Regions from separate parts of the Mus musculus genome. Here region 1 is linked to region 2. Evidence: chromatin contacts called from ENCODE Hi-C or POLR2A ChIA-PET data. All regions are on one chromosome and are shown on one strand. The core of a region is the stretch at or near the end of the contact, and the rest is flanking DNA. Distances in the headings are between cores, read along the strand shown. Region 1 overlaps Pkp4 (plakophilin 4). Region 2 holds the start of Pkp4 (plakophilin 4).

What was found. A loop is a pair of places that touch in the nucleus more often than their neighbours do. ChIA-PET counts read pairs that join two places held with the same protein, here RNA polymerase II (POLR2A).
Region 1: a map of heart shows a loop between it and region 2 (2.5-fold over the local background). The contact joins the enhancer-like site here to the promoter of Pkp4 in region 2. A Hi-C loop is called at or near these places in 4 of 37 maps with a recorded cell type or tissue (heart and left cerebral cortex). POLR2A ChIA-PET finds 5 or more read pairs at or near these places in 3 of 5 experiments (Patski and embryonic stem cell).

The regions. Positions count from the first base shown.
Region 1 is chr2:59,202,195-59,208,586 of GRCm38, reverse strand. All of the region lies in intron 1 of Pkp4 (plakophilin 4), which reads right to left. Among named protein-coding and RNA genes, the nearest start is that of Pkp4, 45 kb to the right of the region's middle. Within about 2 kb of position 2,251, at least 1 of the 3 ENCODE cell types and tissues checked has a DNase peak (open chromatin) inside an H3K27ac peak, as active enhancers do; it is heart, where a contact is called at or near this core.
Region 2 is chr2:59,157,391-59,164,260 of GRCm38, reverse strand. Pkp4 (plakophilin 4) reads right to left here and starts at 3,411. Exons shown (of 22, transcript NM_026361.2): 1 at 3,133-3,411. Ccdc148 (coiled-coil domain containing 148) reads left to right here and starts at 3,578. Exons shown (of 15, transcript NM_001372501.1): 1 at 3,578-3,914.

The DNA.
Region 1 (6,392 bases), core at 1,002-3,501, 45 kb before region 2:
AGTGGCCTTTTAAAAAATTAAATGAAGAAGGTTAAAGACTGACAAGTTGGAGCTGGGAGCTGACTCGGGAGTTAGAAGTGAAGCCCTTGCTGTGTAAATACAGGGACTGGAGAACAGACACTAGAAACCCATGCAAATTCCAGGCGAGCGTGATGCCCAACTGGAACTCCAACCTCGGAAGACAGAGGTGGAGGCATCCCGGAAGCAATAAAGCTAGCCAGGTTAGTGAGGCCAGCTATACTGGCAGCGAGCTCTGATTTTATTGAGAGATCTTGGCTCAAAGTATAAGGTAGAAACGTGATTCCTGACATCAGCTTCAGGCTTCTGACATGCTTGTGCACACATTCCCACCCACGTGTGGAAACACAAAGAAAAAAGACGAATGGAAGGGAACCTACCACACTAGGTATGACCCATAAATAAATAGAAACGCCGAATAAGGTGCAGATTTATAAGCAACACAATAACACTCCCAGATTAGCTGCTACATGTATCCATTTTAACTATTTTAATAAAAAAGAGACTCATGTATGTCACAAATGTCATGCCCCCAAAGTCCCTTTCAGAGAGTGAGTCAGTGACAGAGAGCATGTCACTCGGCTGAAAGGACATGCGAGCTGTGTCCAGTGGGGATGGTGACCAAGCTCCTGCAACAACAGACAGTACTGCACAGCCAGCCGTCCGTAACAAATAGGAACTGATCCTGATACGCAGGTCACACTGAGCTACTGTCAACTCTTCTCCAAAACACCCTCCTTCCCATGAAGAACAAAGAACAGATACTTCCTTTTGGAAAGCACTACAGGGCTCAGATTTTTTCTTTTTTAAAATAAAGAAGTTGGGTTCATTGTAGTACAGAGATGTCATACTGAGGGGGAGAGAGGGAAAGGGAATCAAAAGACTCCTGAATGGTGGCTGAAATTAAAGGTACACAAAGACAAGATGCGGCCATCCACAGAGCTTGAGAGGACTAAGCGGTGGGCGAGCACACATTTCCTCTTCCCTAGTTCACAGCTTGAGGAGATAGCAGAGGCATTTTTCTATTTTAAGAAAACTAGTCCGGTCTAGAAATTTCAAAAATGCCACCAGTGTGCCAAAACACCACCAGAACAATACTGGGTTCAGACCCGTGGTGAAGCAGCAGAGGAAACCCTGACACAGTAGAGAAGGGCTGGGCATCTGGGAGCCTGGCAGACAGCTAGCTGTGCCTGAGGACAGAACTTGGAGGAACAGGAGGAGGGACACTCAGGTGGGCAGCCACTGCAGGGAGTGACATACACAAAAGCAGTGAACTAGACTGAAAGCCTCCACTGCTGAAGCCCAGGAAGAGCAGTGTCCCTAAAGGGCAGGTGACACTGATGCTCTTAATGCTCACACTGAGAATTGGGGGGTGGGGGGGTGGGGAGAGTGAGAGAGAGAGAGGAAGAAGAAGGACGAGGAGGAGGAGGAGGAGGAGGAGGAGGAGGAGGAGGAGAAGCAGAAGCAGCAGCACAAACTTGTTCTCAATTATAGCAAACCAGCAAAAGCTCACAACTATCAGCAGGTTCTGTGAAGGCAATGACTCTGTCGTCCAGGCTGGCCTCAAACTCACCAAGTCTGAGGTTTGTTCAAAGGTGAGCTTTGAACTTGAAATCCTCCTGCCTCAGCCTCCTTAGTACTGAGAGTATATATATGCACCACTATGCTCTGCTAAAATTAAGGCATTTTACAAAACCCCAGAACTCAGAATGTTAAAATAATCTTTAAAGAAAGTTCTGCCACCAAATCACAAACACAATGGAGAAATTAGAACAAAAAGAGACAGCGACCTATGTAGCTGGGGGAAAGACTGACTGGGATAAGGCTCTAAGGCAGTGGCTCTCAACCCCTTGAGCTTATAACGCTTTTACAGCACCTAAGACCATCAGAAAACACATGTATTTACATCGTGACTGATAACAGTAAAAACATCACAGTTATGAAGGAGCAACAAAAATAAGTTAAGGTTGGGAGCCACAACATGAGGAACCATATTAAGGGATCGCAGTGTAGGAAAGGTTGAGAGCCATTGCTCTAAGGAGAGGCAGCACACTTGCATCTAGAGGCTGAACCATGACAAGCTCTGACCTTAGTGAAATATCAGAGACTACAACCGAGGAGGCCTATCAGCTGCTGCTCTTGGAACTGTGAGGGAGCTCAGATGCCATGAAGGGTGCCATCCAGGCCAAGAAGGCAGAACATGGAATACAGTCCTTCATGACCTGACCAATTTGACAGCTGACTGCAGCAGCCAGAGGAGCCAGCCAGGTGAGAGCCTGCAAGAGCAACCTCCTGGGCAAGGTGGAGTGCTGAGAAAGATGGTTGTCAATTAGCCCACCACACTCAGTATGATGAGATGATACACCCACCAGGACCATAAAGCCGAATTTACGTATTTTAAATATCATAAGATTAAAAATAATATTTTACATGCTGATTTTTTTCTGAAAACACCACTTTATTTATGTTTCTGATCTACTTTACATGCAATACTATAGAGTACGTACTATTCAAAGTAATAAAGACAAGACCCTGATGCTCAATCTATTCCCAATCTAAAAGGCAACACCAGACAAACTAGTAAATCACTATAAAGAAGTGTAGCTCTGGGGGTACCTAGAACACACAATGGCCAGCAGGTATGGTTGGGGCTCAGGTGTGAAACAGTTCACCTACAGTCTTCATTTTTGCTTTAAAATCTGCCTTCAATTTAGACTTCCTAATCTCCATGGACTGTTGTTTCATGGACTTGAAATTAAAGGCATGGAAGCCATATCACACTCGGTCTGTTCAACAGTTGGTGTTCTTCATCAGCTTTTCCTATGTAATTCCAGTGTTAGCAAAGATTAAAGTCTAATGAAATTAGTAGTAGATTTAGAAATACAGTGATTGATACTTGAATTACTAAAGGCAATTACACAGAAAGACTGTTTAATTGAGGACTTGGAGCACTTAAATAAATATTATACCAGCTTTTGAAATATATAAAAAAAAAGTATGTAATGCAGTGACCTCATTTATCTTCCTTAGTGGCTGTCTTAATGGATGACACTGACTTTTCTTCCCTCATAGACTACCTGACTGGCTTTTCAGTGTCCTGCCTGAGGTCCCAATACTCTGCACTGGACTTCAATTTGTCACAAATTAATTCATTTGTAGTTTAAAGGTTCAATTTAAAATTCTCCAAGTGTGAATCATCTCAAATGTAAGCTGCCACAGTGAGCCAACCTGGGGAGCGAGTGGGCAGCTCTTACTCTCTGCTTGCCCACGTGATGACCGTAGTCGACTGCACTGGCAGCGCCTTGAACGTGTGAGACACGCACAGAGCTGGGGCTGTTGCAGAGCTCTCGTGTGTATACGAGAACTGCTGCTTGGTGTTGAGAGTCTCAGAATCATTAGCCCATGCTCTACCCCTCAAATGCAACCCCAAGCCCTCAACCCTGACTTGCCATAGACCCCCCACACACACACACTTTCTCTTGAGGGTTGCCTGTTAACATTCTGAGCCTGGGGAACATATGTTGGGAAATCCTTCTACACGATATTCATCGTCAGTAGTGAGTTAATGTCACTAGAAGGAAGCAATGTTCCATACTTTACAGCTAAAATTTGAATCCAACTTTCCGGTGTTGGCAGCATATTAAAATAAAATCAGCAATTATGTACTGTTTGCTAGTTTTTATGTCAAGCTGACACACACTAGGGTCATCTGGGAAGAAGGAATCTTAATTGAGGAAACGTCTCCATCAGATTGCCTGTACCAAGTCTATTGGGCATTCTCTTGATTGAAGACTCGTGTGGGAGGGGGTGGCGCCACCCCTAGGTTAGCGTAGGTTAGTGGTCTTGGAGTGTATAAGAAAGCAGGCTGAGTAAACCTTGAGGAGCAAGCCAGTGAGTTCTTCTCCATGGCCTCTGCTTTAGTTCCTGGTTAGCGTTACCTCCCTGATTTCTTCTGATGACGGAGTATAAAGTGAAAATCCTAAGCTGAAATAAACACTTTCCTCCTCAACTTGTTTTTGGTCATGGTGTTTATCTCAGAATAGAAAGCAAATTAAGACAGTGCATTAATAGTGGTACAGAAGTTACAGGGTTTTTAGATTGATAGTGAAGGTCCCTGCCAACAGAATGAAGTATGAATTTGTGTTTTGGCTGTAAGATGGGTCCTAATATGGTTTTGAAAGCTTGGTTTTTAAGCATAGGAATGAATGATTTTTAAGAAAAAGAACGCAGTCTGATCCAGGCTGGTTCAAGTTTTAATTCTTTTTTCATGCACATTCATGTGGCTTTAGGCTGGGTACACAACATCCATTAGCATGGGTTTGAGCAGACCAACTCCCCACCTGGGATACATTACAACCTGCTTAAACACGTTCAGTGTGAGGCAGATGGTAATCTGAAAGGCACTTCAGTACATGCACAGGGAGAAGAAAAGGAAGGGTGACACATTTGAACTGGAGAATCATCAAACAGTAATTACACATACATTTAATGTCTCTTTTAATAAATACTGATTTAAGTAATGATGCTTTTAATAATTTACAGCTTTTAAAGTAGCTCTTGGGAGTATAACTAAAAGAAAGAGAGAGGAAGAGGGAGAGGGAGAGGGAGAGGGAGAGGGAGAGGGAGAGGGAGAGGGAGAGAGAGAGAGAGAGAGAGAGAGAGAGAGAGAGAGAGAGAGAGAAAGGAAGAGTACACTGTAACCATGACAGCACCTTCGCTTCCTGTGCTGTCTCCAGCAAGCTGAGCTGGGGGAGGCACAACACTGGTCTCTACCACTTGGTTTTAGTCTGCATGCTTAATGGCAGCATTCAAGGAGCCAAGTGCAGGCTCACATTTAACACTTCCAAACAACTTTTTGAAAAAAGTACAAGAGAAAAAGTATCAGCCTTTTAGACAGAACTTCTGTGACTTTGATGCTCATAGGTAGAGCAAGCACCAGGTTTAAAAGCAATCATTTCCCAGTGACACGCTGTGAGGTCATGAGGGCAGGGGCTACTTTTCTCAGTACCTGGGAGAGAGACTACAGCAGAGGAAGTGTTTAGTAAGCACGTGTCTGTCTGTTCTGCTGGGACAGGGAAAGAATGACAACACATTTATGTCTGCATGAAAATGCCAGAGCGTGTGAAGTGTCATGACAGTAAGGTGATGAAGAGTCCCTGGGCTAGTGGAGAGGAAAGCAATAGTGAGGAAAACACAATGATAAAAATGTACAGAACACAGGACAGCAGGAGGGGAGGAGACCAGTATGCCACGATGCAGAAAGGCCATCAGAAGTTGAAAGGTATTGGAAGAACGGAGGTGTGAGTGAGCCTCCCTGCTCTATGTGAATAGAGTCAGTCTAAATTTGGTGGAATAGGAAGGGGAGGAACCAGGAAGGCAGCTCTGGAGATGAGAAAATGAGGCAAGCGGGCAAAGAAAGACATGAGTCACTCACTCATGGGCAGCCAAGGATGAGAGTCTGAGTGCTGAGAGGAAGCTATAGATGTGTTCCGGTACTTGATGGACTGTGTCAGTGTGACCTTGAGGGAGGTAAGACCCACGAGAAGCTGGAAGAGTAAAAACCAAAGGGTGTCATCTTGGGAGGGGCAGGAGAAGAGCCTGGCAGGCCTGTGAGAATTAAAGCAGTGACTGGCTAAAAAGCAGGTTGGTGGGAGAGCCGAAGCCTGCCCCAGGATTGCTCTTGTGTCTTTCCTACACTGAGTCCCTGGGGACAGATGGTGGCTATAGCTCGTTCCTTGTCAAAGACCATGGAAGAAGAGCACAAATCGCGCACACTCTTTTCCTTACAGAAAGCATCCTGGCATCAGAGCAGACTGAGAAATAGAAAAATCAGTGAACATGAAGACAGTCTTGGCCATGTCAGTGAATGCCTTCTCCTCAGGAGCACACACACACACACACACACACACACACACACACACACACACTCTAAAACTAGAATAAAGGAATGGACAATGCCATCCCGACCAGAATCAGAAGTCAGCTGTTATCCATTGTGTATGGTTGGCATCAGAATTGGAGAATGGAGTGGTAAGTCTAACATACAAGAAAAAAATCTTGGGTTTCCATCCTATCTGGGGAAATAAGAGATCACAAGAAAGATCTTTATGCTTAAATGTCTTTTAACTTTTGCTTTCAGGAAATAACACATTTAATTAAATTTTATGAAAAGTATAATTTCAAAGCCAAAAACCACAATAATAGGGTTCTCTTTGTTTGTTTGTAAGACATGGTCTGACTTTGTAACCCTGGCTGTCCTGGAACTTGGTATGTAGACCACGCTGGTCCTAAACTCAGAGATCTGCCCGCCTCTGCCTCCCAAGTGCTGGCATTAAAGGCTTAGGCCACTCCGCCTCGGTAGAGCTCTGTATTTT
Region 2 (6,870 bases), core at 2,162-4,661:
CCAGGTGGCTGGCATCAAGCTGGCTATGAAAATCTATTTAAATAGATCTCTGGATATTGACACATGGGATAAAAAAAAAGCTTTCAGTTTAAAAGATGACAACAACTAGATTTTTAAAAATCAACTTAAGTAGTTTAAATTTTTACAATTTGTTTTGCCAATTTGTAGAGAAGGAATAAAATTGCAGTTCTGATTTAATGCTGACTTCATCTAAATACTCAAGGTTATATGATTACTCAGTTGTTTTTTATTATTACACTGAAATTGGTAAAGAGTTCTTTCAACTTATGTTATGTCAGATCCACGTACAGGATTCTCTTGGCTTACGCAGCTTGTATGCAGCAACCATGTGTATGGCTTTCTCTCGGGCTCACTAGCATCTGCTTCCTTCTTTCAGGCTTGCCATCATTTTCTTGCTACCTTATCTCCACCCAAAACCAGAGGTAAGAACCAGCAGAATGCTCAATCCCTCCCAACTCAGGAGCTTCCATATGGCATACAGCTGCCAACCGCAGCACCTCTCCTTACATAATAAAAGACGGTAAGGAGGACCTTTCCTTTGGTCAGGATAGTTTTATATTCACAATGGTTCTAGATTATGAGCCTTCTCTCTAAGTCTTACTAACAAACACGATGTATTTCTAATTGAATGTCTGCTCTTACCTGAAGCAGGCGAGACTTATCTGCTCAGTCAATCATGCTCACGTGCACTCTGTATATCTGAACAAAATCTTTCCTTTCTGGTGAATCAGAGAAAATAAATTCCCGTTTACATTTTGGGGAGCAAGAACAGGGAATGCTTGGGACCTCAGGCACGCTAGGTAAGTAAGCCTCAAGCCTGTGCTGCAGAACGGACCTCCCCTTTCTAGTTAACTTTCTAATTTTCATGTCAAATTAAACAACCAAGAGTTAAACTGTTATAATGTATCGTTACATAATAAAAGTTTCCTGTAGCCATTTACAAACTCCCCAAATCCTCTGCATTGTTACTGTAGGGGAATTAAACCTCTAAATTAGAAGGTTCACTGACTACAGGCATACCTGAAAAACAATGTAGCAAGCCAGAAGACACAACCTATCATTTCTTCTCCCTTGGGTCTTAACTAAAATGCCTGCAGACTTTTCAATGCCCTTGATGCATGCAAAGTAGGGGTCAGAAGACAGGTGACTGGTTGAACTACTGGCTTATTTTCCTGAATCTGAGGGAAAATAACCAAATGCAGAAGGTTGTCTAGTGCCAGCAACCTTCAAAGCAGACTGTGGAATGGAAGCACACACCGTATGCCTTCAGCCAGAAACACTTCCTCCAGACATTGTTCTTGCTTTCACCATACCATTTCCCACAACTGTTTCTTAGGTATCAGAAATGCTCCATGGGATATACTCCATTTAAAAAGAGACAATTTCTTCTACTTTCTCAAAAGCAAAAACCTAACCCTGGTTCTGGGAGAGCATCTGTCAAAATTTTGCTTTTCTGTATTAATTTAGGAAAGAAAGAAAGAAAGAAAGAAAGAAAGAAAGAAAGGAAGGAAGGAAGAAAGGAAGGAAATGTATACTAGTCGTTACCAATTTTATACATATTTACCAATCTTTATAAGTTGTAGGACTGTGCTTTTTATTCAGTTAAACTGAGTGACAAAGAAAGAAATGGCGCTTTCCACTAATAAATTACATATTGAAATATACATGACTGTGATGTCCCCGGGTTACTTGCAGTGGTAACTTACACGCCCCGAATTTAACTGTACCAGACAGTTCTATCTGTCCCATCGCTGGCCAAACACTGCTGCTCTGTTACTATTCATTATGTATTATACGAGGCCTAAACACAGCCCAGTATGACGATGGAAAATATTCCGATCCTCATGACAGCAGTGATGCATTCAAGATCTCTTGCAATACACCCCGGACCTGGAGCACTAAAAGACATTTTCTGATACAGCTAAAAGATGTTGGCTGCAAGCTTACTCAAGAACATTCGGCCCTGTCTCTGCTGGTATTCAGAAAACCCTGGTTAAAAAAAAAAAAAAAAAAAAAAACCACGCACTATCCAAATCTTGCAAAAGCAAACTTGCCAAGAGCCTTCTGCAACGATCAATAATAACCTTGGGTACACTGACACCTAAATTCACGGTCCTGGAGACCAATGCAGCAAAAAATCCAGAACCATAGGCTGGAGCCCCAAGAAAACTACCGCGCTTCCCTCTCCACCGCCCTCTGCCGCAGGGAGAGAAGCGGAGGCAGGAGAGTGAACGAGGCTTACCAGCTCTGAAGATGCGCCGTGACCTCTGGCTACGCGGCGAGATCAGGGCCGGGAAGGCGCTAGTGCGGCCGCGGCCCGTGCGGACTCTGTCCCTGGTGCATTCCTTGCATTCCAGCACAATCTGTCGCCAGCCTACAAGCTGGCAGCGCGCGTCGCCCGTTGGACGCACACACCTGCCTATCGCGGCGCCCGGAGCAACCGCGGCGCCTCCGCTGCCCGCGCTCGCCGGGTGTCGCACTCAGTCACTATGCCGCCAAAACCCGGTCCCGCCGCTCGCCCTCTCGTTTCCCAAGGAGTAAGAGGGGACAGGGACCCACGACCCTCCGTTGGGTGCAGCTGCTCGCTCTAACTCCTGGCAGCGCGAGGAGGCAGTGCGGCGCGGGAGGGCAGCCTGGAGCCTTAAGGCTGGGGCGCCCGCTAGGGAGGAGCGTGCGGTTTGCAGCTGCAAGCTGGGAGCCCTGGACCCTCCGGGCGGTCGTCACGGGCACCAGCGCTGCTCTGGGGGCCCGGGCGACACGCCGGGCGAGCGTGGGAGGCACGGCTGGCGGTTGCTTCGGTGGAGCGAGGGACGGACACACAGACGGCCGGTCCCGGGCACGACGGCGCGCGGGAGCCTCGGGGCTCAAGTTCGAGAAGCGGTGGCGCGGTGCGGGAGGAAAAGCGGCCGCGCCGAGCTGTGCGGGGCAAAGTTGTGCGCCGCCGGGGGGAGGGGAGAGGCGGGCGGGATGGCGGAGCACGCGGCGGGGACCGAGAGATCCGAGCCAGGGAGCCGCGGGGGGCGCCTGGCCGCCGCCAGGTCCCGGCTCGACGCGCTCTGGGCAGCTAGCACCCCAGAGCCCCGAGCCCTCCCGCCAGCCCCGCGCACTTACTTTCCAGCTCAGGCGGAGGCCGTCGTCGCTCCAGGGACCAGGGACATCCACGCCGAAGGGTCGCCGCTGCGGCACCGGAGCAAACTGGCCGAAGTGCGGCAGCCTCGCCGCTGCCCTCCCCTCCCTCCCCTCCCGCCCCCTCCCCCGAAGAGGCTCTCCCACCACCCCGGTGGCGGCGGCAGCTCGCCTCTACCCCGTGCCCATAGTGCCGCCGCCGCGGCCGGCGTCCACGCGCACTCAGCCCCGGAGCCCTCTAGACTGCTCAGAGGCCGCCGCCCCGCCGCCAGCCCGCCCGCCCGCCCGGCCAGTCCCGGCACCCGGGAACGTCAGCACGCTGCCGTCCCCAGACAGGCTCCGCGCCCGCCCCATTGGGCGGAAGGAGAGGGCCGGCCCTCCCCATTGGCCCGGCCCTCATATTGAACGAGCCAATGGGAGCTGCGGTTTCAGGTCGCCATGGAGACCGATGCTGTTAAGAGCTAGAGGGCCAGGAGAAGGTGGGGAGTGAAGATGAAGGTGTCTGTAGCCTCCGGCGCGGGAGGGGGTGGGGGGAAGGAGTATTAGGGGATTCCCGGGAGAGGGCTCTGAAATCGGGCGGGTCTTGCTTTTGAGTATTGCCAAGACTCTGCATGGTAGGGCTTGTCCCCAGCGTCAAAGGCAGAAACAACTGAGCCCCCGGACTTCTACTTTACATTGAAAGCTCAGGAGTGGGCGTTTCATTTTTCCTGCATCTGGGGAGCATGCGAGGCTATATGCATTTTGACCTTTGAGATCTGTGCAGCCCGGTGAGTTTCCACTCCATTCCTTAAATCTCTGCTTCTTCCTGACGTCACAGGGTCACTTGAATTCTTTCTCCAACCACTCCCCCTTCCCTGAGTCTACATTTCCTCTGATTTTTGGTTCTTCCAGCCTATAACCCCTCCCAACGAAAACAGGATTTCTTGCACGTGGTATTTTGGTAAGGAAACTGAGTGGGGTTGTACTAAAGGACCAGCCCGCAACAGAATGAGTTCTCTGCTTCCCAAAACAGCAAGTCTGATCTCTCCTCCGCCCCTCCCTCTTGGACTATGTGCTTTCTGTGCTGAGCTTGGCAGGTGCATGCTCTTCCCAGTTTGTCTGAGGCTGGAGAAGTGCCAGAATTCATCCCAATGATTTCTCAAAAAGAAAAAAATAGATTACAAATGATGGATTTTTGCTTTCTGGCAGTTTTCCAGATTAATACTAAAATCGGTAAGGAAATGATGAATTGGGACAGGGGAGCATTCGCACCCAAATCTTGACCTTTAATAATGAGTGCTCTACTTTCATTTTAAATCATTTTGTGCTAGTTTGCTCGTGCTAATTATTTTTGATGAGTGATGTTCATAATTAGATGGTAGCTATTAATCTGGAACTTTTACACATGATATTGCTTCATAACATATTTTAAAAATAGTACCACTCTAGCATATAGCCACCGATGTATTCATGTTTCTTCTTTTGGTGGCTTTGTTATTTTCATAATATCCTCTTTAGTAAAAAGAAAAAAATATTATACTATCTCCCTTCACAATAAGGGATATTAATTTTCCTTGTTATATTTTGTGGGGAAAGCTGATAGGAATTTTACATTACAAATATTTTGTTGTGAGAAGCAGATTATTGTGTATGCAAGCTCTATATATCTAATTTACATTCTGAATTTTAATTGGGTGGCATGTTTTGGCTTTTATGCTATAAAATATAGCCTAAGAAATGTTAATATGGCAACTTGCTTGGAAAATGAATCTCCTTGGTACTTATTGTAAACTTGATTTTAATTGACAGTTCCGTGCAGGATTGGACTGTAGAACAAAATGCATGAGCATGTGGATGTACCACTTAAATATTTTAGAAGCAAACATTAAGGTTGGAGGAAAAGATATCTCATGGCTTGTCATTAGGAAAATTGCCTGCTTTTGAGTTTTTCTTGTGTTTGTTGTTGTTTTCTTGCTATTGTGTGTTTGTTCATCGAATGGAAAAAGTTAAAATGAAAAGATAAGTAAGATATTTTAAATGTATAGTCAAGATACCAATAATTTGTTTGTTCTTAATTTAAGTAATACTAAATGAATGTAATATTTGCCTACTCAAAGGAGAAAATGGGTCTCTTTTTTTCGTCCTTCATAGAAGGAAGGGGGAAAAAAAACAATTTTGGTTTTACTCTAAAAATTATTTTCTTTTGTATCTTTCTCAAAACGCATATCTGTCAAATAATTTTCTATTGTTTTTATATGTGCAACCTACATGTCATTTCCATTGTCAGTGAATAAAATGTTGCTGAAACCCATCAAGAATAATGGATGTCCCCTAACTCATTTGTCATTCAGTATTACTTTTTACATTTAGTGGAGAAATGTTTTTCTTAACTTCTCCTAGAGAGCCCCTCCCACATCTGCCTCGTTTCTGATGTCAAGTCTGTCTTCCTGAGGATCCCTCCACTTTGCAGGAGATCTTAAGATTCTGGGAATCTGATGAGAGGCCCTGGGTCCTGGCCCTCTTATCTGCTCAACTCCCACTGTGCAACCAAGCGCACAACAGTACTCTCACCAACAGGACTTTTCTCTGTTGCTTATACTTTCTCAGGGTGCCTTTTATATGCTCTCCCCCCCCCCCCCCGAGCTTCTCCCGTAGGCTCCCAAATATCTGGTTTTTTCTGCTTAGCCTCCCTCTTTATATGCTGGCCTTTCCTTTCCCAGAAGCAGTGTACAGGAAGAACTCTGCTTTTTCATACCTGTTGCTTTGACCCTGAGTACAACTGAAATTGTTCCAAAGGTCACACCCTCTGCCCACAGAATCTCAGCTGGCTTTGCCAACTGAGTTCTCTCACCTAACAGTGTCCTTTGGACCAGGAGTAGGTTACATGCCTATAATTGCAGCACTTGGGAGGCAGAGGCTCTAGCTCAGAAGTTCATCCTTCACTTTTTTACACATAGTAAGTTTCAGGACAGCCTTGGCTTCATGAAACCCTCACTCAAACAAACAAATGAAAACCAAGTTTTTAACTTGGCAGTATTTGGAATTACTTGGGAAGGTAGGGTTTTTTTAAAAATATATATATATATATATAAACAGAAGAGACTATTTAAATACGAATAAATGTATCCACTATAAGACATTCACAGAGACTTATCACATTTAAAATGAGAAATATTAGTCAAACAAACTTACCAGTGTTATAGCATCAGTAAGCAAGAAATCATGGCTACCTCTGACATGCTGATTGTAGAACTTAATTATTTTTCGACATTTTACTATTTAATCATTTTCTTAAGTAATTATTTAATTAATAAACAATTTATTTTATTAATAGTATTTCATATCAATTTTATATATAACTAACATGTATACAATACATAAAATATGTAAATATATTATCTATTAAAATATTTGACAAAATTAATTTAATAATTTAATTATTAAATTTAAATGTATTTTCATTATGTTCTTTTCCTCCTTCAAGTTATCCCAGATTTTCTTTCCCTCCATACTCACCCAACTTTAATTTCTTTCTCAAACATAAACAAAAACAAAATGCAGAACTCTCCCAAACCAAGAAGATGAACTCCCCTCCCCACCAAAAAAACACAGCACCAAAACTCTAACCGAATAAAAGCATTCATAAAAAAGAAAGAGAGAAAGAAAAGAAAAGAAAAAAGAAAAAAACTACTGTGGAGTTCATCATATACTAGTCAACTACTCCTGAACACGAGAGCTTCCTTG